4 separate regions of the Homo sapiens genome follow, and all the other regions are linked to region 1. Evidence: chromatin contacts called from ENCODE Hi-C or POLR2A ChIA-PET data. All regions are on one chromosome and are shown on one strand. The core of a region is the stretch at or near the end of the contact, and the rest is flanking DNA. Distances in the headings are between cores, read along the strand shown.

Evidence for each region. A loop is a pair of places that touch in the nucleus more often than their neighbours do. ChIA-PET counts read pairs that join two places held with the same protein, here RNA polymerase II (POLR2A). Pooled maps may share reads with other maps.
Region 2: a loop to region 1 is called in a map of naive thymus-derived CD4-positive, alpha-beta T cell, with 8 times the contacts of the local background. The contact joins the promoter of CREM here to the promoter of ZNF33B in region 1. A Hi-C loop is called at or near these places in 1 of 168 maps with a recorded cell type or tissue (naive thymus-derived CD4-positive, alpha-beta T cell) and 7 of 50 pooled maps. POLR2A ChIA-PET finds 5 or more read pairs at or near these places in 1 of 52 experiments (naive thymus-derived CD8-positive, alpha-beta T cell).
Region 3: a pooled map shows a loop between it and region 1 (21-fold over the local background). The contact joins the promoter of CUL2 here to the promoter of ZNF33B in region 1. A Hi-C loop is called at or near these places in 6 of 50 pooled maps.
Region 4: a loop to region 1 is called in a map of naive thymus-derived CD4-positive, alpha-beta T cell, with 6 times the contacts of the local background. The contact joins the enhancer-like site here to the promoter of ZNF33B in region 1. A Hi-C loop is called at or near these places in 1 of 168 maps with a recorded cell type or tissue (naive thymus-derived CD4-positive, alpha-beta T cell) and 6 of 50 pooled maps. POLR2A ChIA-PET finds 5 or more read pairs at or near these places in 1 of 52 experiments (H1).

The regions. Positions count from the first base shown.
Region 1 is chr10:42,635,011-42,641,021 of GRCh38, forward strand. ZNF33B (zinc finger protein 33B) reads right to left here and starts at 3,560. Exons shown (of 5, transcript NM_006955.3): 1 at 3,464-3,560; 2 at 1,910-1,962. The coding sequence starts at 1,918. LOC105378268 (a long non-coding RNA gene) reads left to right here and starts at 3,295. Exons shown (of 2, transcript XR_945898.3): 1 at 3,295-3,543. RefSeq lists enhancers at 2,322-3,190, 2,850-3,119 and a silencer at 3,310-3,479.
Region 2 is chr10:35,123,721-35,129,357 of GRCh38, forward strand. CREM (cAMP responsive element modulator) reads left to right here and starts at 3,126. Exons shown (of 8, transcript NM_183011.2): 1 at 3,126-3,473. It also overlaps a transcript of CUL2 not described here. RefSeq lists silencers at 3,014-3,533, 3,594-3,733 and an enhancer at 4,094-4,163.
Region 3 is chr10:35,088,747-35,094,699 of GRCh38, forward strand. It overlaps CUL2 (cullin 2), which reads right to left and starts at 1,595. Exons shown (of 21, transcript NM_003591.4): 1 at 1,433-1,595. RefSeq lists silencers at 1,366-1,495, 1,516-1,715, 1,769-1,957 and an enhancer at 1,876-2,015.
Region 4 is chr10:35,188,424-35,194,716 of GRCh38, forward strand. All of the region lies in intron 6 of CREM (cAMP responsive element modulator), which reads left to right. Among named protein-coding and RNA genes, the nearest start is that of LINC02634, 53 kb to the right of the region's middle. Within about 2 kb of position 3,273, at least 11 of the 41 ENCODE cell types and tissues checked have a DNase peak (open chromatin) inside an H3K27ac peak, as active enhancers do.

The sequences.
Region 1 (6,011 bases), core at 2,310-4,809:
CCAAGGCAGGCGAATCACTTGAGGCCAGGAGTTTGAGACCAGCCTGGCCAAGTGAAACCCCATCTCTATTAAAATACAAAATTAGCCAGGTGTGATGGCATGTGCCTGTAATTTCAGCTACTGGGGAGGCTTAGCCAGGAGAATCCCTGGAGCCCTGAAGGCAGAGGCTGCAGTGAGCCAAGATCGCACCACTGCACTCTAGCCTGAGTGACAGAGTGAGACATTCTCCAAAAAAAAAAAAAAAAATCAGACATCATTATATTTGGGGCTTTGCAGGCCAAAAGGTTCCTGTCACAATTAGTCAACTCTGCCACTGAAGCCACAGATTAAATGTAAATGAGTGAATGAGCAGGGAGGTGTCAGGATTGTGAGGGGGACAAGACGGCAGCTGCAGGAGGGCTGGCAATGTTTTTTTTGACGTATGTATTCATTATTTGCGCCATGGATTTGTAATAATTCATTAAGTTCTATATTTAAAATGTAGGGGTTTTTCCATCTATCTGCTACACATGTAGAAATAAGATTCATTAAAAATTAAAATATGTAATCCCAGCACTTTGGGAGGCCGAGGCAGGCAGATCATGAAGTCAGGAGACTGAGACCAGCCTGGCCAACATGGTGAAACCCTGTCTCTACTAAAAATACAAAAATTAGCTGGGCATGGTGGCGCATGCCTATAATTCCAGCTACTTGGGAGGCTGAGGCAGGAGAATCACTTGAACCAGGGAATCGGAGGTTGCAGTGAGCCGAGATTGCATCACTGTGCTACAGCCTGGCGACAGAGCAAGACTCTGTATCCAAAAAAAAAAAAAAAAATTAAAATACACTTTAATTTATTGGCCGGGCACAGTGGCTCACGCCTGTAATCCCAGCACTTTGGGAGGCCGAGGAGGGCAGATCACGACGTCAAGATATCGAGATCATCCTGGCCAACATGGTGAAACCCCGTCTCTACTAAATCTACAAAAATTAGCCAGGTATGGTGGTGCACGCCTGTAGTCCCAGCTACTCGGGAGGCTGAGGCAAGAGAATTGCTTGAACCCAGGAGGCAGAAGTTTCAGTGAGCCAAGATCGTGCCACTGTACTCCAGCCAGGCAACAGAGCGAGACTCTGTCTCAAAAAAATAAAAAAATAAAAAATTTAAAATTAAAATACATTTTAACTTACTGATCAAACAGTACATCCAAAAGAAAATTGGAACCTGTATAAAATAAAAATTAAAAAAGCAGTTTGACTCAATAGGCTGCACTCATTTCAGGGCTAACACTGGAAGGTTATTCACTATGGGTCCCTATGTTATAACCAAAAAAGGTATCTGCCAGGAAGTCTTTGTGTCTTCAGAGGAGTCAGTTTGTCTGTATCCATATCCAGTGTCTTCCTTTCTGCCATGGTTGTTGGAAACATAAGAAACACATGAAGCTCAACTTATTGACTCTAACTTGGCCCTGCTATTGATCTGTTACTTTATATTTTCTGGGAAGTTCAATTTTTATCTATTACTAATTTCTCATCTTAACATATTGACTCTTGGCCAGGCACGGTGGCTCACACTTGTAATCCCAACACTTTGGGAGGCCGAGGCGGGCGGATTGCCTGAGCTCAGGAGTTTGCGACCAGCCAGGGCAACACGGTGAACACATCTCTATTAAAATGCAAAAAATTAGCCAGGCGTGGCGGCCTGCGCCTGTAGTCCCAGCCAATCGGGAGGCTGAGGCAGGTGAATTGCTTGAACCCAGGAGGCAGAGGTTGCAAGGTTGCAGTGAACAGAGATGGAGACACTGCGCTCCAGCCTGGGCGACAGAGCGAGACTCCATGTCACAAACAAAACAAAACAAAAAAACCATACTGACTCTTACAAATCTCACAAAGTCCACCGCAAAATAAAGTAGGGAATTAATAAACAACTTACCTTGTTCATTTTGTTCTGTTCTTGGAAAGACGGAGACAACTCTGAAGATACAGCTGAGTTGGAAAAAGAGGAATGGGGTCATGAAAGATTTGGCCTGCCTGGCAACTCCCGGATTCTTCTGCCCTAAGAAGCCATACACACCCACTAGGTAAAATGCTCCGTCTGGGAGAATATCAATGTCCTCTGACACTTCGGAATAGGGGGTAGAAATGGTGAAAGAACACCCTAATACAACTCCAACATAACCATGTAGCTCTTGGGCACAAGATTTTTCATCAGGTGAAAGTAAATATTTGCTTCCTAAGGATTTCAATCTCCCTCAGTCTTCACAAAAAATGTATAATGACAATATTGGCCAAACAAGTTAACAATACATTTAATGAAAAAACATTAACACTAAAACCATTGTAAAGAATAGGACTAGGCTATCGATTTTCCCAGTAATGTTACTTAACCTCTGATGAGTTAGTCCACAGAAAACCATAAGCGTCAGTGCTTCAAAGAAAAAATCCGTTTTAATTTCTTCATCTAACTTTGTTGCTATTTCTCAAAAGGATGTTTTAAACTTGCTTTGATGTGTGTAGAAAAGTAGTACTGGCTTAGGGGTCAGGAGAAGTGACTTTTAGTTCTCCCTACTAACAAACTTTGATCCTGAACAAGTCAGTAACCTTGACAAACAAAAAACAAAAAAATTATTTTTTCTTCTAACAAATGAGGCAAAATTAGGTAATTCTGGTTTTTTGTTTGTTTGTTTGTTTTTGAGACGGAGTTTCGTTCTTGTTGCCCAGTCTGGAGTGCAATGGTGCAATCTCAGCTACCTGCAACCTCCGCCTCCCGGGTTCAAGCATTTCTCTGCCTCAGTAGCTGGGATTACAGTCATAGGCCACCACGCATGGCTACTTTTAGTATTTTTAGTAGAGACGGGGATTTGCCATGTTGGTCAGGCTGGTCTCGAATTCCTGACCTCAGGTGATCCACCCTCCTCGGCCTCCCAAAGTGCAGGATTACAGGAGAGAGCCACCGCGCTAGGCCAAAATTATGTAATTCTTGAAGATCCTTCCTGAGTGCAAGATCAAGTTAGGACAGAGGAACAGCAAATAACAAGATGGGGTGATGGACATGACTGGAGGGCAGTTCGAAACCTAAAGAGGATGAACGCAGAACGGGCAACAGAGTCCGTATGTCGGGCGGGCGACTGCACCCGCCCTTTCCTACCCAGGTAGGGCCGCGCCCTAGCACATGGGCGTAAACACGCTCAACCAGAGAACTGCCCCTCCCGCAAGGCTCAGCGCTCGGACCGCGCAAGCGCACATGCCCTCCTCCGCGGCCCCTACAAACAGGGCAACGCACAGGGCGTAGCCCGCTCCCTACAGAGGCTGCGCCTTAGAGGAACTGGCGTAGCGTCCTGGTAGACATGCTGCAGCCCCGCCGTCCCCGGCTTCTCCGTGAGGTCCCCGGGACTCCTCGCCACCACCTGGCACTGGCCCCCGGCTGCCTGCTCCTGGAGTCGCGCGGGGCCCCCTCTCCGTCCCTGCCCAACCCGCGGAGGCTTACCTCACTCTCTCTTCGGGTTGCATTCGCCATAAGAGAGCCGGTAGACCCCTGAAATCCCGGGACCGCCTCCCACGCAAAACGTGAGACAAACAAAAGGAAAGGCGGAAACGCAGAAACGCAGAGGTAGCCAGTGGATGAGGCATGCGCAGAGCCCACGCTCAAAGCCTGGCGCTGTTGGCGCCCAACCTGGAAACTACCTTTCCCGTGAGGACGCGAGAGCAGCCCTTCGGGATTGGCAGAGAGGTGCCCCGCTAGGCAGTGGACAGATGCGGTCTGAGTTGGTGTGGGAACTGCCCGCAGCCCTGGCTCTCCCGGGGCGACCCAAAGGGATGCACTGCAGGGGAGGTCTGTGTGCAGCAAGTGTGCAGGTTAGACACAGACGCCTCAAGGAAAGGACAGCTGTGTGTCAGTTTCACTTTAAATGTTAGGAAGTAGATCTTATTGATACAGTTTAAAAGACTTTGACACTATCAGCGATTCTTTGAGAGCAGGGATGGGGGGGATGGGGGAGGTGCCACAGGAAAGCTACTTCATCAAAATCGTTAACGCAATAAACGGAAATTGAAAAGTCAGAAAATAGACATAATCCGAAAGAAGAAAATAAATGTCACATGATTTCCCCTGTGACATTAAAATTGCTTGACTAAATGGAAATACATTTAGTCTATCTGTACCTTTCTTAGGAAGACAAAATTCCTAAAAGAATATCAACAAATTTTTTTATGTATTTTTTCTCTTTGATCTTTAGTGTATTGTGTACTTTACAAAAGCATTGTCAACTTTATCCAGAGTAAGTAAAAAACTAAATGAACAGCCATTATACGTTTTAAAAAGCTTGAAAAAATGCCTGAGAAATATCTATATCTATCTATATATATAATATTGCTCTATTCAAAGTAGTTTGGCACCTGCTCCATGGAAATAAGACACCATGATTGAGAGTATTCTTTAATGTGTAGTAAATACAGCATTTCAAAACAGTGAGGGAAAGAATGGAGTATTCCAAAGAGCATGTCATTCCTAACAATTTGGAATATAGAGATATATATAGATCACACGTGATAAAATTCACATGTATACAGTATTGAAACATTTAAACGAGTATAAATTTTTGAAAATTGACATGTGGGCCAGGCACAGTGGCCCACACCTGTAATCCCAGCAGTTTGGGAGGTGGAGGCAGGAGGACCACTTGATCCTTAGAGTCCAAGACCAGCCTGGGCGTTATAGTGGGACCCCTGTCTCTACAAAAAATTAAAAATAACAATTAGCTGGGCATGTAGGCAGGCGCCTGTGATCCCAGCTACTCAGGAGGCTGAGGTTGGACGATCACTTGAGCCCCAGGTTGCAGTAAGCCATCATGGCACCACTGCACTCCAGCCTGGGTGACAAAGTGAGACTTTGTCTCAAAAAAAACCAAAAAGGGATGTGATACCAAAGACAGAAACTATAAATTTAATATCAGTTACATTTTATAATAGAGAAAAATAAGCAGCTCCATTCCAGCAAAACTTTTTAAGTCCATTATGAGAATTGAAAGAAATGCAAATATGGCCGGGCATGGCAGCTCACGCCTGTAGTCCCAGCATTTTGGGAGGCTGAGGCGGGCAGATCATGAGGTCAAGACATTGAGAACATCCTGCCCAAAATGGTGAAACCCCTTCTGTACTAAAAATACAAAAATTAGCTGGACGTGGTGGTGCGCACCTGTAGTCCCAGCTAGTCAGGAGGCTGAGGCAGGAGAATCGCTTGAACCCGGGAGGTGGAGGTTGCAGTGAGCCAAGATCGCACTACTACACTCCAGCCTGGTGACAGAGTGAGACTGCATCTCAAAAAAGAAAAAAAGAAAAAAGGAAATGCAAATATTTGAGTAAAAATATGTGAAACATATTGAAATTTACATTTTTAAATTTATGCTTTATATACTGAAAAGTTCACTTTATTTGTTGCATAATTTTATGAGTTTTGACAAACGCACAGATTTGTGTAACCACCACCACAAGCAAGATACAAAATTATTTCACCTGTCAATAAAATTCCTCCATGCTACCTTTTGAAAGTCAGATTCTCTAACCACTCTTAGCCTCTTGCAGCCACTATCTAGTCTTTGGGCCTGTATGTTTGCCTTTTTTAGAATATTATATAAATGGAATCATACAATATGCAGTCTTTGAATCTGGTATCTTTTACTTAACACAATGCAATTGAGATCCTTCCGTGTTGTTTTGTGTACCAATACTTCTGTTTTTCTTGCTGTTAGAAACAAGTGCCTGGTGCCGCAGAGAAAACCAGCACAAAGGCAGAAAATTCCTCAGCAAGAGAAATTTACTTCTGCAGAAGGGTGCAGGTTATGCCAGTCATGATCACAAGAGAACACCGAGAAGGGCAGGGCAGGGGTTTTTATCCCTGATGCAGTTCCTAGCACTTCTGTGTCCCTTCCCCATTGGCTGGGATTAGACCTCACAATCAAAGCTAACTCGATTGGCTAAGGTTTAAAATTGACAGGGTCTATTAGGCGGGAAGGAAGGGGGACTGTCCATTACTAAGC
Region 2 (5,637 bases), core at 1,876-4,375, 7.5 Mb before region 1:
AGGGGAAGAAGACAAGACATGTAGTTTTGAACCTATGAGTTGGAAATGCTCATGGGCCATGTAAGTGAGAACTGTCAGGTGTTTGGAAATGTGACCTGGTGCTAATGAATGAAGTTGGAAGCTTTGGGTATAAATTTTAGAATTATCTTTCAAAAAAATTGGGTATGATTAGATAACTAAAGAAAATACTGTTTGAGGACAGTATAGAAGATGATGTCCAAGGACAGAAAATTAGTAACTGTCTACATTAGGGAGACAAAGATGAGTGAAACCATGAGAGCCAAGTATCATGAAAATTCAGGAGGGAGACTATGTTAAGAAAGTGGCAGGCTTATGCCTGTAATCCCAACACTTTGGGAAGCCGAGGTGGGAGGATCGCTTTAGACTAGGTACTTGAAGCTGAATGAGCTATGATTGCACCACTGTACTCTAACCTGGGTGACAGAGCGAGACTCTGCCTCTAAGTAAATACATTTAAAAAATAAGGCAGTAGTCATTGGTAGTATCTGATGAGGAAAATAGGTCAAGTAGAATGAAAAATGAGAAAAAGTGGTCAGATTTAGTCATCAGAAAGGCGACAGACAAGTGCAATGGCTCATGCCTATAATCCCAGCACTTTCAGAGGCTAAGGTGGAAGGATTGCTTAAGCCCAGGAGTTCCAGACTAGCCTGGACAAGAGACTCCATGTCTACATATAAAAATAAAAATTAAATTAAAAAAAAAAGAGACGGAAGAGGGCAAAAATTTGGCAGGAAATAACAAACAAATGGGTGGTGAAGAAGTGAATACAACCCCTGCCTTGCCTTCTTCTCTTGAGAAATCTGAAGGTGAGGGGATGGCAAGGGATGGAACAGTAAGCAAATGGGCAAAAAATGAAATGTAAATGTGCAACCCGGAATTGGCAACTCTGTGGCCTTCCTTATAGGGCTAGCAGTGCCAACAGTTTTCAAGAGGCACGATACTAACACATTTGTAGGGAAAGGAGCCAAGAGGACGAAAAAGGCTGTAGGTATGACTCTTGGTAATTGAGCAAGATCTGATATGGGAAAGAAATGACATCTAACTTACAGTTGGATTCGGAGAGGAAAAAGAGGTGCTCCTCCCGACCCAGAAAGGGAGGGAAAGTTTAAGATATTTTGAAGTGAGGAGGGAATATAAGGGTGTGACTGACAGCCCGTATTTTCTCAGAAAAGTAGGTGACCTAGTTGTCCCTCCCCAACAGAGAATTAACTATCACCTAGGTGAGGAGCCCCAAAAGCTAGACACTGGACTAACGTAAACATGAGTAGGTTTTTAAGTATTTATCTTATGGCAGATATTTTTTAAAATCTACAATAATCCTAACAGGTAGGTACTATTTTTCTTCCCATTTAAAAACCTTATGCTTCCCCTAAGAGGATATGACACTTGCCCACAGCTAACAAGCATACATTTAAACCCAGATCCAACTGCATGGTTTTTAAGTCTATTACATCTTACAGCAAGGGTATAGCAGAGGCCATGAACTGATGGGCTTGTAAGTATGTGTATCTCACCTCCAGTATTGATCTTTGTAAAAAAACAGATGAACAAAAAAATATGGTTTGTGCTTTCTGAACTTTATAATTAAGACTACATACATATGGGAGTAAAATACTGGCAAGAAAGGAAACCGTAGAGCAAATACTTTGCAAATAAGAAATTGCCATTCCTTTGATTCTTTTTGATTCATATGAACTCCTGTTACAGAGACAATTGTTGTGGATACATTCCCTTTGACCTACGAAAATTAGATTTGAACAAAGGTTCAGATTGGATTTAGATTAAGTCCTGCTCAGTGAAAATTATGAAAACACTCTGACACTACAGTAACTGATATGAAATAATAAATCCTCACTTAACATTGTCAATAGCTTCTTAGAAACTGGTTTTCAGTGAAACAACGTACAATGAAACCGATTTTTGTTATCATCAATATTATAACGAAATGAAAACAACACTGAATGAAAATTTTTTTGTGGACCTGCTGTAAGTTGTTTGGCTTAAAGCCATGATTTCTAAGAACCTATCGTTAAGTGAGGACCTACTGTACTCTATAACCATGCTGCTATTCTTTATTCCTGATATCCCATTACTTTTTTTATTTTTGAGATGGAGCCTCGCTCTGTCACCCAGACTGGAGTGCAGTGGAACGATCTCAGCTCACTGCAGCCTTGACCTCCCAGGTTCAAGCGATTCTCCTGCCTCAGCCTCCCAACTAGCTGGGACTACAGGCGTCTGCCACCACTCCTAGCTAATTTTTGTATTTTTAGTAGAGATGGGGTTTCACCATGTTGGCCAGGCTGCTCCTGACCTCAGGTGATCTGCCCATGTCTGCCTCCCAAAATGCTGGGATTACAGGCGTGAGCCCCCGGCCGACCTTTCTAATCTAAAAAAAAAAAAAGAGATGAAGTCTCACTGTGTTCCCTAGGCTGGTCTCCTGGGCTCAAGCGATCCTCCCACCTTGGCCTCCCGAAGTGTTGGGATTACAGGCCCGAGCCAGCGGGCCCAGCATGCGGACCATTTCCAGTCAAATACTGGGATAAACTGCAATAAATGACCCTAAGAAGCAGGTGAATTGTCTCAGGAGCTCAAGCTTCTTTTGGAGAAGGACTCAACCAGCTGTGACTGGCTGTGAATATGGAGGAAAAGGGCCACTAGTCAAGGTATGTAGATAGCTTTTAGAAGTCAGAAGAAGCACGCCTGCAGTCCCAGCTACTCAGGAGGCTGAGGCCGGAGGATCGCTTGAGCCTGGGGAGATAGAGGTTGCAGAGAGCCGAGACCACGCCACTGCAGCCCAGCCTGGACAGAGGTGAGACGCTCGCGGACCTTAGCTTGGGGTTGGCGGCGTTAGGAAGAAACCGACCTCGAGACCCTGAAGACCTGACAACAGCCGTTACTCTGGCTGACAAGTCATTGGATTTCTGGCGCACGCGCGGCGCGGCACGGGCAGCTTCCGGTTTCCAGCCTTGCCCCCGCCCCTACCTTCCGCCCCACCTCCAGGCTAGTTCCTCCTCTTGGCCCCGCCCCCTGACCTTCCTTCTCCCTATCCCTAGGCCCCGCCCCCTGACCCGCACCTTCCCGCCGCCCCTCCCCGGTTCCATTTCATTGTTGGATTGTGGCGCTTCACTCCTGCTGGCGGCCGGCAGGGGGCGGAGTTCGAGCCTGGATTTTTTTCCTCGGGGCCTCCCCCGGGAGGCCGTCCCGGCGTGGGGGAGGGGAGGACGGGGCGGGAGGACGCGGTTCGGTCGGCTGCAGCGCTACTTTTGGTCCGGGGTCGGCAGGGAGGCCGCGGCTACCGCATCACAGCTGACGTGAGGACTACGTGGGGCCGCTGCCGGCTCCGGGTTGCTGGGCGGCGGCGCCGCTGCTGAGCGGCGGTCGGGCTCGCCGTCTCCACCTCCTCGCGTCCGTAATCAGTGACGAGGTCCGCTACGTAAATCCCTTTGCGGCGGGTAAGTGGTGCGTCGGCTCCGGCCCCGAGACCCAGCAGCGGGCGACGCGGCGCAGGAGGTGGAGGTGGAGGCAGGAGGCGGAGCGGAGCCGGGTGCGGTGGAGCAGCAGAGGCCGAGCGGAGCCGTGGGCGGCGGGCCGGGACCCCGGGGCCGGGCCAAGGACTGGCGGGGCAGCCGCGAGTTCACCTGACGCGGCCCCTCGCTCGGCGCCCCCGAGGCCGCCGGCTCGCCGCCCCACGCCCGCTTCGTGCGCTCAGCTGCCCCGGGACCCGCCTGCCTCCTCGCGAACTTGGGACGAGTTGGAAAATCCTCCCTGAGAGAGCCGTGCGGCTCAGGGGAGCGGTTTAACTCGGAAAAGGAAAAGGAATCCAGAAGTAAGGACCTCGGATTTGAGTGCCCCCAGCGCCTCTGCCCCACTTTACGAGCGCAGTTTAGACGAAAGCGGACGCAGCCCGTTTTCCCCCAAAACCTGGGCCGGAGGGCCTCGCAGCTGAGTCATTCGGTCCCGGGCGCGGGCAGTCTCCGGAGTGGGAAGGGCAGAGCCGCGACCGCTCTCGGAAGGCGCATTTTCCCTTCTGCCTGAGTCTTGCCTTTTTAGGGCCATCTGGTAAGGTTTCCAGAGCCTGTTGAATCTGGGGAATAAACACATTATTAAACATACTTTTTTTTTTTGAGACGGAGTCTTGCTGTTACCCAGGCTGGAATGCAGGGGCATGATCTCGGCTCACTGCAGCCTCTGCCTCCTGGGTTCAAGCGATTCTCTTGCCTCAGCCTCCCGAGTAGCTGGGATTACAGGCATGCGCCACCACGCCTGCTAATTTTTGTATTTTTAGTAGAGATGGGGTTTTACCATGTTGGTCAGGCTGGTCTCGAACTCCTGACCTTCCACCCACCTCGGCCTCCCAAAGTGCTGGGATTACAGGCGTGAGCCGCCGCGCCTGGCCTCAGCATGTTTCTTGATCCTGTTGCGTTTTATTTGTATATCAGATACCTGAGTTTGAAATCACTTAGGGGTTTCCTGCATGCTGCTCAGTGAAGCAGCGGTGAGTTTGTAATCACATTTTAAGAAATTGGGACTTACAGGGCCAGTCTCAAAGTGTCACTGAAATTGAAAGAGCTCCTTTAACACTGTGGCTTACGTACGTGACTCAGTTTCCTTTCTACTTAATTTGCCGGGCAGATGAGGGTGTACCTTTCCCTTGAAACAAAGATCTAGATTGAACAGTGAGAGGTCCGCTGTGAACATTGCATCAGATTACATGAATAAACCACGCTGTTTTTTATTTGTTGTTTTTTTGTTTTTTGCTTTGAGCGCCACGTTTTTTTCCTAGTCTTTTTTTTTTTTTTTTTGAGACGGGGTCTCGCTCTGTCGCCCAGGCTGGAGTGCAGTGGTCCGCTCTCAGCTCACTGCAAGCTCCGCCTCCTGGGTTCACGCCATTCTCCTGCCTCAGCCTCCTGAGTAGCTGGGACTACAGGCGCCCGCCACCACGCCTGGCTAATTTTTTGTATTTTTAGTAGAAACGGGGTTTCACAGTGTTAGCCAGGATGGTCTCGATCTCCTGACCTCGTGATCCGCCCGCGTCGGCCTCCCAAAGTGCTGGGATTACAGGCATGAGCCACCGCTCCCGGCCTTTTTTTCCTAGTCTTGATTCTTTTTTTGGATAAACTTTCCCTTCCTAAGTCATAGTAGTCTTAAAGTCTTTCAATCTAAAGTAATTTTTTTCCCAAAGGAAGGCAAATTGCACACAATATGTTTTGGCCAATAAATGCTAAGTATTAAAACTGATGTTTAAAGAACTATGTATTGATCCCAACACAGCTTTAACAAATATATTAAAATGGTTTTGATCCTGAATGAGTAAACACTTAAAGCATTGTCAGTATTCACACAACTTTGGCGAATCTGTAAATAGATGAATATAACACTTACTTTCCCAGTGAATTGGTGATGGATATGGAATCATTTTGGTGATTGCGAAGTTGTAATTACGGTGATGTTTTGTGTACATATTTTGGTGACAGTATATGAATAAATTTTTATTGAATGCGTAAACATAGGACATTTTTATTTTTAGTCTTTTTGTTTTTGCATTGTCCCTGAAAGTTAATGAAATTTACTTCTTCTTCCTGAATTTTAAACTCTGGAATCCATAGTTAATAGGCT
Region 3 (5,953 bases), core at 345-2,844, 7.5 Mb before region 1:
AGAGTATTTCAGATGCAGGAGAACATCCAAATACTCAAAAAGCAATTGAAAAGGAATTTTTCCCACGCTATGTGCATGCACATTGTAGAAATGTTCCCCCAACTCATAAACAGCAATTGAAAAAAACAAGTAATTCAAAACACTGTGGGCTGGGCGCAGTAGCTCAGGCCTGTAATCCCAGCACTTTGGGAGGCCTAAGCAGGCGAATCACCTGAGGTCAGGAGTTCAAGACCAGCCTGGCCAACATGGTGAAACCCCATCTCCACTAAAAATACAAAATTAGCCGGGCATGGTGGCGCATGCCAGTAATCCCAGCTACATGGAAGGCTAAGGCAGAAGAATTGCTTGAACCCGGGAGGCGGAGGTTGCAGTGAGCCGAGATCGCACCACTGCACTCCAGCCTGGGTGACAAGAGCAAAACTCCATCTCAAAACAAAAAAACTGTGTACTTCTCTTATCTCACGCGACTCTTTTGGAAGGATCTTCCAGATACTGTATAAGGGCAAAAGAAGCAAAGTATAGCTCATTTGTTCATGTGTCTGTCTTGAAAAGGAATGTAAGATTCTAAAGGGTAGGCAACAGTGTTTTGAATGTTTTTAAGCGATTATTATGTAGTCAGTTGTCAATCAGATCAAAGTGATTATTTCCGATACTTTACTACGAAGGTAGGCTTGGCCAGGTCTAGTTCAAAGACGTTTATGTTGAACAGTCACAATCTATAGCGAACGTTAATATTTTGCATCTTATCTTCAAAATTTAAACGCCCAGGGTACTGGCCTTCAACTGTTAATATTAATCCATGGGGCAAAGATGTGGACTTAACATTAATAACAGTCTGCAATTCACAGATGTTTTATTTGCATGCACGTAATGGTAGGGAATGGTCCAGACTCTCTAGAGGGTAAGCAAGTGCTAGAAAGCGTGTGAGGATCTTATTTCACCAGACCCTAAGGGTTGAGACAAGAAGTCTAGCATGCACGTAGGATACTCCTCCCCAAAGCTATCAATCTTTGCAGTCTGCGGAAACAAAAGTGAAAACACTCGGGGTAAGGATGCATGAGATGCCCCCCCCCACACACACACACAAACACACAGAGTTGTGTATTCGTGTGAGCACGTAAATATGTAGAAGAATACACGCACTCTCACCTTCCCTCCTTCGAAGGAAAATGGGGCCGCGGGAGAGGCGGCCAAGATCGGGTTGGGGAGGCCCGGGATCCAGTCCAGGGGGTGGCAGGGCTTACGGGTCAGCGCTCTGGGGAGCCGAGGTCACTTACAGGATACCATCTTCCCGGGCCTCCCCCTTTCATCCCTCTCCCCACACCTCGTCGCCCCCAACTCCTCTCCTCCGCCCCAGCCCCGCCACCCATTAACCGGGAAGGGAAGTTTCCCGGCGCCTGCAGCCCGGCTCCCCGACCCTCAGCGGGGTTACCTTCTGCAGAAGCAGGGCAAGGGGCAGGGGACAAGGGGAGGGGGAGGCAGCCCGAAGGAGTGAAAGACGAAGCCCCGGCGAGGAAGGTGGGCGGAGGCGGCGGCGGCGGCGGCTGTCAGCTCGCGTTCCCCTGCTCACAGCGCTGCCATTACTGTGCGCCGAGGCCGCCTCCCCGGCCGGCCGCCGCCACCGGCCCCGGAGACGCGGGGGGTGGGGAGCGAAGCCCGGGGAGCCCGCGCGCCGACACTCACCTGTCTCCGCGAGGAAAGACAGCAAAGTCCAAGGCCGCCGCCGCTCCCCGGCGGGACAGGGGCGGTAGGGAGGGGGGGAAAGGGGAGAAGGACGGGCCGATCACGGGATCCGTAAAACAATCGTCCTCCTCTGCCTCCGGCTTTGCCCAACACACACCCTCCGGTCTCCTTCTTCCGCTGCTGCCAAATCCCCCCCGCCACCCGGAAAGCAATGGTACAGGCCGCGTTACGGCAAGCGCAGGGAGCCAAGCTTCGTGTGATTGCGAAAGGCCACGGAAATTAATATTCCAAGTGATTCCTTGCTGGGCTTGCTGTCAATGAGGCAATTGCGGTTCGCTGAGCTGATGGACACAGTACCCACCCACTACCCGTTAGTTCAGGGACTGCTAATAACAATATGTTGGAATGGTGCTTTCAACAGAAGTATGTTTTCCTTGTTTCAGACCTATGTGAATATCCTAAGACACCACAATCCTCTTGCCACACACTTCCATGGGCTTTGCAAATGATCAAAAATAAATTAGCAAAACTACTTTTCCTCTCTGACAAACTCTTTTTCTTGTTAGTTTTTATCTACAGAGAATTTCTTGGACATACATGTATTTTCGATAAAGAAACTTCACATCTTTTTCACTAATACCCCACCTTCACCAAGCCCCAAGCCTATCAGTTTGAAGGGTTTTCCTCCCTTGGAGTTTTAAACGGTAAAGCTGATAAAAATATAGAATTACTCATCACCTCCTCATATATGCAGGGCCACAGAGGAACAAAAGCCCGGCCTTAGTGCTTTTTGCCTTTCATATCCTCAAGAGCTCACCATCAGGGTCTTGTTCATTTATACGATTCAGCAAGCTTTTCCCTCCCATCCCTTCCTTCCAAACTGCACGAACCCTTCAAGGCCCATTTAAAACCCTGCCTCCAGACCTGATCAGTCCCTAGAGCCTTCCTCCTCTTCTAATCTGCTTCTCTTGGTACTTGAAGTCTCTACTCTTTATTTCAGTAAAGGGTTTTTATATACGAAATTCAATCCAACAGTATGTTTCCATTATGTGACCTTTTTTTCCTCCCATGTTTTCCCCCTTTTAATCTAGTGATTCTCAAAGTGTGGTCCCCAGACCTCTGGAAATCCCTGAGACCTTTACAGAGGTCATAAGGTTAACAACTAGTTTGTTAACAATGCAATATGTCTGGTCCTTTTTTTTTTTGGATACAGAGTCTTGCTCTGTCACCCAGGCTGGAATGCAGTGGCGGCACAATCTCAGCTCACTGCAACCTGCACCTCCCGGGTTCAAGTGATTCTCCTGTCTCAGCTTCCCGAGTAGCTGGTATTACAGAAGCCCGCCACCACACCCGGCTAATTTTTTGTATTTTGTAGAGACAGGGTTTCACCATGTCACCACATTGCCCAGGCTGGTCTTGAACTCCTGAGCTCAGGCAATCCACCCACCTCAGCCTCCCAAAGTGCTAGGATTACAGGCCTGAGCCACCGTGTCAGGCCCCCCCTGCTTTTTGTTTTGTTTTGTTTTTGTTTTTGACACAGGGTCTCCCTCTGTCGCTGAGGCTGGAGTGCAGGAGTGCAGTGGCCTGATCATAGCTCACTGCGGCCTCAAACTCCTGGGCTCAAGCGAGTGTACCATCTCAGTTTCCGAAGCAGCTGTGACTACAGGCGCGTGCGCCACCACACCCAGCTAATTTTTGTATTTTTGGTAGACATGGGGTCTCACTATGTTGCCCAGGCTCCTCTGGAACTCCTGAGCTCAAGCGATCTGCCCACCTCAGCCTCCCAAAAGTTCTGGGATTACAGGAGTGAGCCACCATGCCTGGCCTCCTCTGTCTTTTTGACTGAGTTTGTTTTTGTACTGATGGTGCAAAGGAATACGGACACTATTGATGCCTTAGCAGGGATCAAGACAGTGCCACCAACCTGTCCGGGTGGTCATTGGATCGCTGTATTCTTCACTGCCATACATTCCCAGTTTTTAAGGCTATTGATTTAGGAATATCCTGGATGAAGCGGAAGCATTAATTTTATTAAATTTTGGCCCTTGAATACAAGTCTTTCTAATACTCTGTGTGAAGAAATGGGAAGTACACATGCACTTCTGCATGCCAAAGTGGGATGGCTGTCTTGAAGAAAAGCACTTGTGTGGTTGACTTACAGGCTGAACTACCTGCATTTTTCATGGTGAAACTGCCTTTGCAAAACATGATAGTAAGAGGAATCTGACCTCATTGATTTAATCTTGCTTCTGACCTCCAAGGTGTTCCTGGTCATTCCTGGGCATAGGCCAACTTAATTTGGGGAGGAAGTTAGTTTATGGTTTAACTTGAAAGCTAAGTTCCTCCCTAAAACTACCCCTGCTCTTGCTTAGGGATGAAAAACCACCTTTGGAAGACTAATGAAAAGCAGCAAGAATAGGATTATGGGAGGGGTGTGAACTTTGCTAAAGTGTAGGCATATTTCTATTAATATACTCCCTTACTGCTCAGGGGTCATGTGGCCAGAGGTCACAAGATTTGTGACTTCCCCAGTTGCTCCTATAAATAACATCAGTATTGTACAACTTTAGATTGCTTTTTGAGATATTTTTCAGACTGACCCCACCTGGACTCGTGACTCATGACTCAGAACTGGTCCTATGGCCCCACCCAGAGGCAGGCTCAGCACTCAAGGACTGTTTTCCACACCCCTATGATTCCATCCCCAACCCATCAGCAGAACCCATTCTCTAGTCCCCTGCTCACCAAATTGTCCATAAAAACCCCAACCTCCAACCCAGGGGGAGACTGATTTGAGTGATAACTCCAGTTCTCCTATGTGACTGGCCTTGGGTCAATTAAACACTTTCTCTACTGCAATACCTTGGTCTCGGTGAATTTTGTCTGTGCAGTAGCCAAGAAGAACCCATCTGGCCATTACAATGGAAGGCCATTTTTACTTGAAAGAACAATTGACAGACTTGGTGGCTCATGCCTCCCAGCACTTTGGGAGGCTGAGGTGGGCAGATCTCTTGAGTGTAGGAATTTGAGATCAGCCTGGACAATATAGCAAAACCCCATCTCTACAAAAAATACAAAATTTAGCCAGGCATGGTGGTGTGTGCTGGTAGTCACAGCTTCTTGGGAGGCTGAGGTGGGAGAATCACTTGAACCTGGGAGGCAGATGTTGCAGTGAGCCAAGATCACGCCATACTGCACCCAGCCTGGGCAATAAAGGCAGACCTTCTCTCAAAAAAAAAAAAAAAAAAAAAAGAAAAGAAAAGAAGAAGAAATTACCACTTGTTGAATTTCACTATAGTATCAAAGAAGAATATCCATAATTATCCAAAAAGACTATTTAATTTTCTTTCAAAGGCCTGAGTTTCTTCATATATTTCAACCATAGAGAACCTAGCTATCTTCTATTAAATCAAATATTTAGAGAGTTGCAAAAATACAAAAGCAATCCTTTTCCTCTGATCAAATTTTTTTTATTTTGGAAAATATGGTTATTTTTCATAAAAGCATGCAATTTATGTTAAATGTGTTTGGTTTATTATTTTTAAAATTAATCAGTAATTTAAAAATTTTTATCCTTTAAATTTCTAATACAATAACTATTTATAGATAGATAGTTTCCTGAGGCCTCCCTAGACACTGAGCAGATGCCAGGATCGTGCTTCTTGTACAGCCTGCAGAACCATGAGCCAATTAAACCTCTTTATTTCATCAATTACACAGTCTCAGGTATTTCATTATAACAATACAAGAATGGCATAATACAATAGATATAACCCACATGAACATAAGCTCTTCTAAGTCCTCGATAATTTTTTTTTTTTTTGAGATGGAGTTTCGCTCTTGTTGCCCAGGCTGGAGTGCAATGGTGCGATCTTGGCTCACTGCAACCTCCGCCTCCCAGGTTCAAGCTATTCTCCTGCCTCAGCCTCCCGAGTAGCTGAGATTACAAGCACGTGCCACCACGCCCAGCTAATTTTGTATTTTTAGTAGAGATGGGGTTTCACCATGTTGGTCAGGCTGGTCTTGAACTCCTGACCTCAGGTGATTTGCCCGCCTGGGCCTCCCAAAGTGCTGGGATTACAGGCGGGAGCCACTGCACCCAGCTAGAGTAATTTTTAAGCGTGTAAAGAAACTGAAAAGTTTGAGAACCACTGCTCTAACTCATGAAATTCCTTCACTCTCATCATGTTCCTCTTAACTCTGGTTGGAAATGTGATCGAGCGTGAAGGGTGCCAACCATGAATCACTATAACAGCCCCCTTTATTTCTA
Region 4 (6,293 bases), core at 2,023-4,522, 7.4 Mb before region 1:
ATGGATTACTATATCACACCATTGAGTGGTGATTTTATAGTTTTTTGAAATAGATCGAAGGTAGATGGTGGGGGGTTGGGAGGCACTTAAAAAGGCTTACAGAAGAAATATTTTAATACATTAAACAGCAAATTAAGTTTTATCATTTTTCGCCTTTTAGCAGGTTTTACTGGCTCTGGAGAAAGGCCAAATTCAGAGTAGCATGATAGAAAAAGAGAGATAGAAACATGAATGAATTTTTTTTTTTTTTTTTTGAGATGGAGTCTCGCTCTGGCGCCCAGGCTGGAGTACAATGGCGTGATCTCGGCTCACTGCAACCTGTCTCCTGGGTTCAAGTGATTCTTCTGCCTCAGCTTCCCGGGGAGCTGGGATTACAGGCATGAGCCACCACGCCTGGCTAATTTTTGTATTTTTAGTAGAGACGGGGTTTCACCATGTTGGGCAGGCTGGTCTCAAACTCCTGACCTCAGATGGAGTCGTCCTGACCTCAGGTGGAGGCCTCAGCCTCCTAAAGTGCTGGGATTACAGACGTGAGCCACCGCACCCGGCCACATGAATGAATTTTTAAATTAATTAGATATCCTTCATTTGGGGGTTGCAAATGTTGTACCTAATAGATTTCTATTACCTAATCTATGACAATTTAAGTATTCAGGCTATGATGCCCCAAATTTGTTTTTTTCCCTAGCTGTTACTTTCAAGTCTAATTTCTAGGCAACTCATTTCAAAACAAATGCTGACTTTGGGTTTTTTGTTTTTTTTTGTTTGTTTGTTTTTTTGACTGACTGTTCTTAGTTGTTTGAATTCTGAAGTATCCATTCTAGCTCTTATGGAAGCTGTCAGTAATGAAATAAAAGTTGAGATGTAGCCCTAAGCTTTTAGGGTTACCTGAGATTTCAACTGGATTTGCGTTATACATTATTTTAATTCAGTTGTGCCTATGATAACTGTAATAGATGTATTTAATACAGCTTTCAAAACTCCTGTGTTTTAATTGAATTCTATTCCTCTTGGTCCATTCGCTTAGGATTTAGGATATAGCACTATTTTTTAAAAATTTGCTTGCTTGTTTGTTTGTTTGTTTATTTATTTATTTATTTATTTATTTTTGAGACAGAGTCTCGCTCTGTTGCCCAGGCTGGAGTGCAGTGGCGCGATCTCGGCTCACTGCGACCTCCGCCTCCCAGGTTCAAGCAATTCTTCTGCCTCAGCCTCCCGAGTAGCTGGGACTACAGGTGCATAACGCCATGCCCGGCTAATTTATTGTATTTTAGTAGAGACGGGGTTTCACCGTATTGCCCAGGCTGGTCGTGAACTCCTGAGCTCAGGCAGTCCACCCACCTTGGCCTCCCAAAGTGCTGGGATTACAGGCAGCACTAACGTTAAGGAAAGTAAAATCAGTTATTTTAGTTCGAATGTCTTGCAGGTATGATAAGCATATTATAATTGATGAGTCTCTTGATAATTATACTCAGGTATTTTGGGGGTTAATGTGGACTATGGTAAAAGTGTGTGAAGAACTGAGGTGGTGGCATTTATGGAGTAAAAAATGCATAGTACAAACCCAGTACTTTAATGTTTTCTTGAAATGTAAAATGAAAGCCACCTGTTCTATTCCCCCCATACTCATGGACCATATTTATGTCTAGGTGAATAATCTTAAAGAATAATTATTTCTTCTCATTTTATCTTTGTTACATGGAAGAATCTACTGCAAACAACAGAGTTTTGAGAATTTTTAATGTTTTACACAATATGCACGTAAGTTTGTGCCTTGGGGTTTTTAAGAATTTTCTTCCACAAGTCACAAAGATTTTTTTCCACATTTTCTTCTATTTGCTTTATGGTTTTACCTTTCACATTTATGTCTTTAATGTATCTGGGCTTCACTTCTGTATATAGTATTTGGTGGGAATTCATTTTTAACTTTTTTCTCCGTATATGGAGCCACTCCCAAGGGTTTGTTGTTTCCTCACTGGTGTATGGGGCAGCCTTAATTAGACAGTGGGTTTGCTTTTGCACCTGGATCTGGCCAGTCTTCTGTCTGATTCATCTTTTTCTGAATCCCAGCGCCATACATGTTTGTTATCTCATAAAACAAGTTCCCCTTGTCTTTTTTCTCAGTTTGATACAGAGTTAGTTTTTTGTGCACGATTATTCTTTCATATGCATTTGGAATAAGTTTGAGTTTCTAAATAGTAGTAGTAATAATAATAATAATAAAACCAATGATGAGACTGCATTAATTTTTTTTTTCTTGAGATGGAGTCTCGCTCTGTTGCCCTGCCTGGAGTGCAGTGGCACGATGGCTCACTGCAAGCTCCACCTCCCGGGTTCACGCCATTCTTCTGCCTCAGCCTCCCAAGTAGCTGGGACTACAGGCGCCTGCCACCATGTCCGACTAATTTTTTTGTATTTTTAGTAGATACAGGGTTTCACCATGTTCGCCAGGATGGTCTCGATCTCCTGACCTCATGATCCGCCCACCTCAGCCTCCCGAAGTGCTGGGATTACAGGCATGAGCCACCATGCCCAGCCAAGACTGCATTTAATTTAGGGAGAGCTGAAGTCTTCATAATGTTAAGTTGACCTATCCCAAACCATAGAAAGTCTTGTTTATTCAGATCTCATTTTACTTCTTTTAACAGTTGAACATTTTTCTTTTTATTTATTTATTTATTTATTATACTTTAAGTTTTAGGGAACAGTTGAACATTTTTCTTCACGGAGATCTTGCATATTCTTTCTTTAGTTGGTTCCTAAGTACTTTATGGGTTTTGTTGCCATTACAATGGTACCTTATTTTGTATTGTATTTTCTAATTGTTGCTGGTGTAGAGAAATACGGATTATTTTAAGTCGATCTTTTATCTATTAACTTTGCTGAACTCTAATTACTTCTAATAATTTACTGATTCTTTGTGATTCGGTCTGTGATCCTATGTGAATGTTTATACAAATAGTGATGTTTTGTTTCCTCCCTTCCAATCTTTATTCCTGTTTTCTTTTTCTCTTTTTTTCTTTTCCTTAAATAATCATGGCCAGGAGCTCCAGTTTAAACACAGCAAGGCCAGTGGGCATTCTTGTCTTCCTGAACTTAGTGGCAGTGTTCCCTGCCCTCCTTCTCCCTTCATCTCACTGAAGGGCCCTGTCAGCTTCTTTGTGGATTCTCAGTGCCTGTCTTGGCTGATGCCTCAGCAGTATTTAACACTGTCGACTTCTGCTTCCTCCACTTCCTGAGACTGTGTCCTCCTTGCTCTTCTCTCTCTGCTGCTTCTCTGTCAGTCCTGTTGCTGGGCTAAGCTTCCCCTGCCCCTGTCCTGAGTGTTTCAGTGATCCTCAGGCTCACTCCCCCACCCTCTTCCTGCTGAGCTCCCTCCCTGAAGGACTCCCTCCCACGCTGGCTTCAGTTCACTGTGACTATGTCCTGACTCCAGCTGGTTCCTTAGATGGCCACACATACCTCTGACTCCTAAAATCCACTCTTCCTATCTTCAGTGATTGACCACTACTATCCTTGATGCCAGAAACCTAGGTGTTGTCCAGTATTCTTCCCAGTCTCCATTCAAAGTCACTGTGTAGATTCTTCTGCCTGGCTGAGCCATGAATGCTTCTGCCACTCCACAGCCCTCTGTCCTGGCCCTGGCCCTGGCCTGGGTGCTATCCCTCTGACCCAGGCTACCCCTGTGGGCTACAGTCTCCGGCAGCCACCGGAAGCTGGCTATTGTGGAACAGCTTTCTGATCCTCCTAATCATGCCAGAGGCAGCAGCTCCCTTCTTGGCTCAGTTTTTTGGGAATTGTTCCTGAAAGTTCAGCTAAACTCTTCATTCCTCACAGTGATTCTGGGAGCCACTGATAGTTCTTAAAAACAGCAGTTTCTTGCCCCCAACATCTCCATTACTGCATTGCACTTGTTTTGTTTTGTTTCGTTTTGTTTTGTTTTGAGACAGAGTCTCACTCTCTTGGCCAGGCTGGAACACAGTGATGTGATCTTAGCTCACTGCAACCTCTGTCTCCTGGGCTCAAGCATTTCTCCTGCCTCAGCTTCCCGAGTAGCTGGGATTACAGGCATGTACCACCATGCCCAGCTAATTTTTGTATTTTTAGTAGAGACGGGGTTACACCATGTTGGCCAGGCTGGTCTTGAACTCCTGAGTTTAGGTAATCCGTCCATCTCGGCATCCTAAAGTGCTACGATTATAGGCATGAGCCACCACACCTGGTGTCTGGGGTCTTTTTAATAAGGGCACTAATCCTGTTCACAAGGGTGTCACCCTCATGACCTCATCACCTCTCAGAGGTTCCACCTCCAAATACTATTGCATTGGAGGTGAGGATTTCAACAGAGGAAATTGGGTGGGGATACAAACATTCAGTCTATAGCATCCACTCAAAAGCATCCATCAATGTCTGTGACCTGTTAGACAAAGCTCCAAATCTTTCATGTGGCCCAAATCTTTGCTTGATCCAAGCCTTGCATTCTTTAATAGCTGCCTACCTCTCCACTTCTCCCTCTTTTGTAATACAGCTCTTTCTTTCATTTCCTGGGATAGGCCATGCCCTCTCTCCCTCCAGGGCCTTCTTCACACATACCGATTGCCTGATAAGAATACGTTCCCCGAGGAAGCCTTGCCCATCCTCCACATCTGGCTTAGGCAACCTTCTGTGAGTTCCTACTGTACTTCCTTAGGCACATATCATGTTGTGTTGTGGCTCTCTGTCTTGCTAGATGGTAAGTTCTATTTGGACAAATACCTAGCACAGACCCTGGCATGTGATAAATGTTCAGTAAGCATTTACCAAATGAAAGTGAACTGTTCTTCCTCTGAAAATGTGATTTGTTCTGTGTGCTGATTGACTTGAGATTAACTGGTCCAGGGAATACATTAAAACTACTAAGAGCAGTAATCAACTAAGCAACCCATTTCCCTTCTTTCTTTCCTTCCTTGCCTTTTTTTTCACACCAATATTTATTGAGCATCTATGTGCCAATTTAAAGAAATGCTGACATAAAAATCAATTTCTTATTGATTTTCTGAAATTTGAAATAAAATTTACTAATAGCATTCTTGGACCCAAACCCTCAGGTGTGACTGGGACAGCAAAGAGTCCCTGCTGGAGCCCCAGATTGAGGTTGATGTCTAGGTGACCATCCAGGGTTCCTTACTCAGCCAAGATATCTTCAGCTGAATTGAAACCCTAACCCCATTGTCAGGTATCCTGGAGAATTACTAGAAACATGGACACTCCCTGAAACTTTACCTCCTGAGCATCTGAGGTGTAAAGTCCTTACCTTTACTGGAAGATGATTAAATTAAATACAGCTAAAATGTGGTGGGATGTCCTTTCATTGACATAAGGTTGGGTTGAATTCTAATCATACAAGGGAAAGGGCTTTGGGTGCGGTGGCTCACACCTGTAATCCCAGCACTTTGGGAGGCTGAGGTGGGTGGATCACCTGAGATCAGGAGTTCGAGACCAGCCTGGCCAACATGGTGAAACCCCGTCTCTACTAAAAATACAAAAATTAGCCAGGCATGGTGGGCACCTGTAATCCCAGCTACTTGGGAAGCTGAGGCAGGAGAATCATTTGAACCCAGGAGGCGGAGGTTGCAGTGAGCCAAGATTGCACCTTTGTACTCCAGCCTGGGGGAGAATAGCGAGACTTCATCTCAAAAAAAAAAAAAAAAAAAAAAAAAAAGACAAAAGGTCTCAGTGGCATGTCACTTATTTTTTTGCAGTGGAAATGCCAATAATTTTTTTCCAGGCTATGGTCTGTTCTATGGTTGAACATTCGCCCATTTTTGTGTCTAACCTTATAATCACTGAATTTCCTATAATGATCCAGCTCTCTATGTGCCAAGCCTTCATTAAGTGATCCAAATAAAATTTGACATTTAAAAAAAATGTACAAATAGTAATTTTGATTTATTTATGAATTTTAAAAATCCCAAATGTCTTTTCAGGGGGTTTTAATCTGGGAAAATAAGGTATTAGATTGAATCACATGAAACTGCTATTTTTGTAGGCCAGAAAGTTCAAATATCAGCAAGTTCATGTGATTCAATCTAGTAGTTATGGGAGAATACTACATAATACTTGCTCCATTGGCACAGTGAATTTTTAAAATTTAATTATCTACTCCCTTTAAGTGAAAGTAGCAAATTCTGTATCACCTTAGGAAGAGTTGGATTTTTTGATGGTGTAGCAAATGGCTCAGCAAATAAAAATGTTAAGTGAACACAGGTGGCTGGATATTTCTTGGTGAGTTTAGAAGTGACTATGAAATATGG